Linked DNA regions of Homo sapiens: region 2 is linked to region 1. The links are chromatin loops, found by intact Hi-C in ENCODE. Cell type or tissue: natural killer cell. All regions are shown on one strand. Each heading gives the region's core, and the rest is flanking DNA. Links, peaks and the distances in the headings are about the cores only. Region 1 has its middle 24 kb from the start of ZNF80. Region 2 overlaps NAA50 (N-alpha-acetyltransferase 50, NatE catalytic subunit).

Region 1 (2,916 bases), core at 137-2,636:
AATGTGTCTGTAGCATGACTATCATCACAACTGCCATCTGAGCAGCAGAGCCAGATGGAATCAGACCACTCATTGGTCTACTGAGGTAAGGATGGGCTTTTTAGCTCTGCTCTCTCTTAGAAACAAAAACAAACAAATCAAAAGACTAACTTTTTTTTTTTTTGCATTCACCTAGACTATTATGCCAGAACTTGCGTAAGAAAAACACTTCTTTCCGACCCCTGTAGTGATCAACTGATGCCTTCAAGCAGGAAACCTGATTGCCCTCATCTCAGGCTGAGTCTGTTTTATCAATCACAAAGTGACTCAACCCTTTTTTAAAAGCCAGCTGTGACCATTGACTCTGTGACCTCCTGTGGTGGTGAATTCAGTTTAAAAAATAATAATGTTAAAATAACAAAGCTTATTGAAGCTATTATGCTTCAATGCTCCACCCTTTGGGGGCTAAAGGAAATAAAGCAAGTTGGCCAGACCTGAGGAGTTGATGATACACATTTTCCTCCCCCAGAAGCATCTTGTAACTTGTCCCACACCAGCAGTGACTTCCCAGTATGGCGTTTCTCCCCGCTGCTCCCATCAGCAAGAGCGTGCTGACACATGGGCTGATGAGCAGTGCCGAGACTTATGGAGTGTGTCCTTCCTGCTTCGAACCTCACAGCCTGTCATCCTCTGTTGTCACACGCTCTTGCTCATTCGCTCGCTGCTCACACTAATCTAGAAGATGATCAAAGAAAAACTCCACTGACTCACCCCTGCCTGGACCAGCGCAGGGATTGGTCAAGCGTGCGCATTAAATATTACCAGATTCTAATCTATTATTTTCACCCGCTTGCTTGCTCTCTCACTCGTACTCTCTCACTTCCTCTCTCTCATTTTTTTTCAAAAAATAAATAAATGAATTCTGGGTTGGCTGAAGATTTCAGCAATGTGAGTGCTGTGCAGATGGATCCTGCTGAAGCTGGTGCTGGCTCTCTAGGGAGTAGCATGAAATGCTGGTTTTCAAAACCTGAGCAGCGTGTAAATGGCAGCTAAAAAGGAAATGCAGATTGGTGCTGAGTGTTAATTGTCTCTTCCTCTCTTCTTCACACACTTCAGAGACTGTGTGGTGGCAGGAGACAGGAAAGCAGGCCTGCCCCCTCGTGGGGTGGGCTTTTTTTTTTTTTTTTTCTCAAGCTGGACTGAGAGAATAACAACACCTAGAGTCCAAGTCAAAACATGGAATGGGTTTTTTTTTTCTTTCAAGTTTTCATCTGATGAAAGTCCGGGAGGTGGCACCGAGCTTGTAATGAAAGTAAGAGTCTGCTGAGAATGAGTCGATGAGGTGTGACACAGAAAGGGGAAGCAGGATGTCTTTGTTTTGAAATGACAGGCGATAAGCTATGGGGGTGCCTGGTGAGATTTTAGTCCATAACTAGGTAGCAACTTGTCAAATGCAGGCCCCTTAAATGCATCACAAGAATTCTCACTTGAGATGATTTCAATTCTAGCTCTGCGTGTGTGAGTGTGTGAGTGTATGCATGCACGCATAGCAAAACATAATTGAATGCCAAAAAACATTGTCATGTCCTGTTAAGGGTACAATTGTAATCACACTGGAACGAGAGCTCTAATTTCCTCCATTGCTTTCCTCGCTTAGGCAGTGACAAGGTCAGGTTTATGACCACAGCCCAGGCTCAGAGCCATTTATTTTCATCCCTGAAGACTCATGTTAGCCTTCTCCCAAGATGTTAATCAAGCAGAATCTTGATTGACTGTCTTTTCTTTTTACGTTTTTGTCTAGATGAAGTGGGGTCATTTGAATTTGTGCAGTTTTGAATAAGATGGGGGCAATAGAGAAGCAACTGGGAAAATTGACTAGCCTTTGGCAAGGAGAACAGAAGAATCTGGAATCCTTTTTTAAAATCATGAAATTCCTGTGCCCCACCTGAGTCACTGTAACCTGTACCTGCTGATGCCTCATTTCTCCATGCATTTATGAAAAGGCTGTGACTCCCTGCTGTTGTCGTGTGGTGCCAACATCATTCCAGCTTGCCAGTTGGAGACAAAAGATAAGCAACCACAAATGAAAACACATTATTGTCTGGATCCATTCTCACCTTCATGGCCAGGAATGTGAAGGTGAGCTGGTCCCCGCCCCTGCACTTCACTGGCAAGACCAAGGAGAGTGCAGTGGACGCTCTCCAAAAACATTGCTTCCTACTACTGCTGCTTGTAATGGAAGTAAGAGTCTGCTGAGAATGCTCATCTCAGGCTGAGCCATGTGTTTCCCATGGCAGCCTCTCTTGGCCCCTGTTCCTAACCAGGACAGAAAGAGATCTCAGCCTGGGATGGGCTGGATCTTGCTCCTAGCACAAAGTGTACTCACTCAAGCCGTGTGAGAAGAAGACAAGGAATGTCCTTTCAAGAAATTGCCTAGAATGCCAATTGGGGGAGGATGCAAGTAGGCTGGACCATCCTGGCTGGCCCCACCCCATGAAAGACCTTTCCTGACTAGAAATGGGGCTCAGATACGGGGCACAGTACTGGGCAGCCAGGTCTCTTTCCTCAGAACCATCTCCTGACTCTGATTCGTCACTTGCCCAGCCACCTTCTATCGATAGTCCAATTCCTCAAATCTAATTCCTTCCACAAAGGGCAGTGGCCCCCACATGCACGTCATCTCCACAGAGTTACCATAGAGTAACTACAAATAAAAGGGAGTAGTGGCGATTGCTATTGAAGAAGATGTTGGCTAATGGGCTCTAAAGCATGACTCAGTCTTCCCAAGCCTGTGTGCAGGGGAGGGTCTCTCTCCCAAGGGGAGCCCCCAGAATAGATGTTTACGGGATTATACCTGCTCTTCACAGAGGTAGATTGGGATGGAGCTGACATCTTTTTTATGTCAACATTAACTTGATTCCATTGGTATGCTATGTG
Region 2 (2,916 bases), core at 304-2,803, 470 kb after region 1:
GAGTTGTGTGAATCTTACTTGTGCTTGTTCGGATACTGAACCTACAACAGTATAGGTTTAAAATAAGTTAAGCGCCTTGAGTTCCAAAACTTGTACCACAGTGCACAGTGTGGTCGATTTTAAAGTCCTGACTCTTAATTTGGAATGGCCTGTAAAAACGAAACAGTGGTCCTGGTTATGTGGCTTTTGTATGAAATTTTATTTGCTAAGTATTCTATTGTATATTGAGGTAAGTAAACAGTAAATTGAAATATCTAAAATTGGAAACTGCGGAAGTCCCAACACGAAGCCAGTCAAATATTTAAAATTGTACACTGTTGCCTATGTTGCCTATCATATTGAAACTTAAAACTTAGCTGGTTTTTCTTCATATTTTTACCATGAGTATTTTTATTAGTAGTAGCAGTAGGACTTTCCATTGTATTGGCATGTCTTTCCTCCATAGAAGATAAATTTCCGGTTATTAACTACTGAATGTAATTTATATGCACATGTAGAAGTTTGAGATATACTAGGAAATGTTGCTTACTTTTGAGGTTGGCTGTTTTTATGAACCAGGGACATTGTAGTTTGAATTTGTGGGTGATATTTTTATCTGTTCTTCTCTAGGGAAGGCGATTTCAAGCAAGAAGGTATGCCACAGATAACCATGACTGAGGTGGCAATGTAATTAGGCAGTGTAATGGAAAGTATAATAAAACCAAATCATTTAGCCTTCAATTGTAGTAAAGAGGTGCAAATTAGTTCTAATAAAAAATGTCTTTAACAAAATGTGAATACGTGACTAAGATGGGAAAGTAGGTAGCAGTAATATAAATATGGAACAATGTTGACTACTAATTGGAATAGTAAAGGGAGCCATTTTACCAAATAAAATTAAAATGTAAGATTCTGCAGTCAGAAACAAAACTTTAAAAACTCCGAACAGTGGTTACCTCTGACAGCATATGGACTGGGAAGGGGCAAAAGGAATGCTTTTTGCATCTCAGCATAGTGAGACCTTGTCTCTACAAACAATAAAGCAGCCAGGAGAATCACCTGAACCTGGCAGGTGGAGGTTGTAGTGAGCTGAGATCGTGCCACTGCATTCCTGCCTGGGCGACAGAGTGAGACTCTGTCTCAAAAAAAAAAAAAAAAAAGCCAGGCATGCTGGTGCAAGTCTGTAGTTCCAGCTACTTGGGAGGCTGAGGCAGGAGGATCACTTGAGCCCAGGAGTTCAAGGCTGCAGAGAGCCATGATCTTGTCACTATATTTCAGCCTGGGCAACAGAGCGAAAACTGGTCTTAAAAAACAAAACAAAACAAAACTTTTTTTAAAGGTTTATTGCTGTTTTGTTTTTCAGCAAAACCAAAAGCTAGTCAGGCTGACGTAGCATTTGACACCTTTTATAAACCTACAGTTTATACTTCTTCCTTCTGTGAAACAATTTGTGGTTTGTTGATTGAGATAGTGAATTTTAACAAATACTTTGTAATGTGCCCTTGCTGTGTTGAGATGAATTCATATAAAATATAACCTTACACCATAAGTTTTTTTAAAAAATCAATGTACTGTTCTCTCTAATATAAAAGAAAAATAAAAGGGAAGTAATTTATAATAAAATTTATTTCAGTATTTAATGATGTGGCACAACTATGCCATAAAGCATAAGATCAAGTGTTTGCATCTATCTGTAAATAGAATCATCGTGTAATTTAGAAAGTATGTCTGCTGCCTATACAGTTGTGTGCATTGTTGACTCATGTTGTGTTGCCATTAGTGGTGTAATTTCTTCCTGAAATTGCAGACAACTCTTAGGAAAGCTCTAAACAAAGAATAATCAATACTTTCTGAGTTGGAAAAGATTTTTTAAAGTCACTTAGTAGTCCAAGCACTCATCTTATTGAATCAAGATATATTCCCTGTTTATCATAATTTCAAAGATCCTTACTTCTGTTGTGTGAATATTATTGCACATGTGATCAGTAGAGTGGGAAGTGTTACTGGGACTCCTAATTTTTTCTTCCAGGTATTGCTTATGGCTTTCAGCTGTGTGATATCTGAAGCGATACTCTTTCTCAATTATTCAAATGATTGGCCTTCATCTTTTTTTAAATGCAGCCTGCAGTAACCAATAGAATACCAGTAGTAACCAGTAGACACATTCTTCCCATCGTGAACGTGAGAGCTATATTTAAGTCTATTCAATGCCTAACTTAATGGCACAATTTTATTGTTCTGTCTAGTACAGTCGTGACTAGCTACAGTTGGCGATTGAGCAGTTGAAATGTACCTTGTGGTCTGTGGCACAGTTGCCATTTCCCGGGTAAGATGTCTGCAGTCTGTGTACTGAGGACCTGGAGCAGGAATGCTGGGCAGCTGATTTGTTTCACTGTTTTCCAACATGTAGTAATGTTCATGTTTTGAAGCCAAATTATGTGTGTTTCTTTGATTATCCTTCATTCAAGTATAGTCATCCACATAACTTTCTGAAAACAATTAATGCTGTATGTGGACAGCTTGTTCAGTTCAGATTCTCAGACACTGAAGAAGGGATTAGAAAAGTAACTGTTAATGTTATGTAAAAGAAGGAGATACAGTGTCTCAGTTTGATAACATCGGTAAAGTTCAAAGTGATAAAGCTTCTGTTACCATCGCTAGTCCTTATGATGGAGTCATTGAAAACTCTAGCATAGTCTAGATGATATTGCCTATGTGGGGAAGCCATTAGTAAACATAGAAACAGAAGCTTTAAAGGGTACTGTTAATTTGTTTTACCAAATTGATTATTGTCCACCTTTTGTCATTGGGTCTCAATTAAAAGTGACCTTTAAAAAAAAAAAAAGAAAAAATGTGCCTTGTATGACAGAACTAAATTTTAAATTTTAAAGTGTGAAAGCTCGGATTCTCAGCTGGGTACTGTGGCTCACACTCGTA

The links. A loop is a pair of places that touch in the nucleus more often than their neighbours do. Peaks named below come from ENCODE experiments on the same cell type or tissue, not always from the same donor. Only the 100,000 strongest peaks of a DNase experiment are listed, where the experiment ranks them.
Region 2: it touches region 1 in a loop (13-fold over the local background); 10 of 110 quality-filtered maps call a loop at or near these places.

Annotation. Positions count from the first base shown.
Region 1 is chr3:114,212,108-114,215,023 of GRCh38, reverse strand. No RefSeq gene overlaps it. Among named protein-coding and RNA genes, the nearest start is that of ZNF80, 24 kb to the left of the region's middle. RefSeq lists an enhancer at 615-1,288. In natural killer cell, for the core only: a CTCF peak has its summit at 1,386; DNase peaks (open chromatin) are centred at 643, 1,063 and 1,193; H3K4me3 peaks cover 1,604 bases; H3K27ac peaks cover 2,500 bases.
Region 2 is chr3:113,740,649-113,743,564 of GRCh38, reverse strand. All of the region lies in intron 1 of NAA50 (N-alpha-acetyltransferase 50, NatE catalytic subunit), which reads left to right. Among named protein-coding and RNA genes, the nearest start is that of NAA50, 4.1 kb to the left of the region's middle. In natural killer cell, for the core only: no CTCF peak of the experiment used is centred there; DNase peaks (open chromatin) are centred at 1,354 and 2,284; H3K4me3 peaks cover 593 bases; H3K27ac peaks cover 2,395 bases.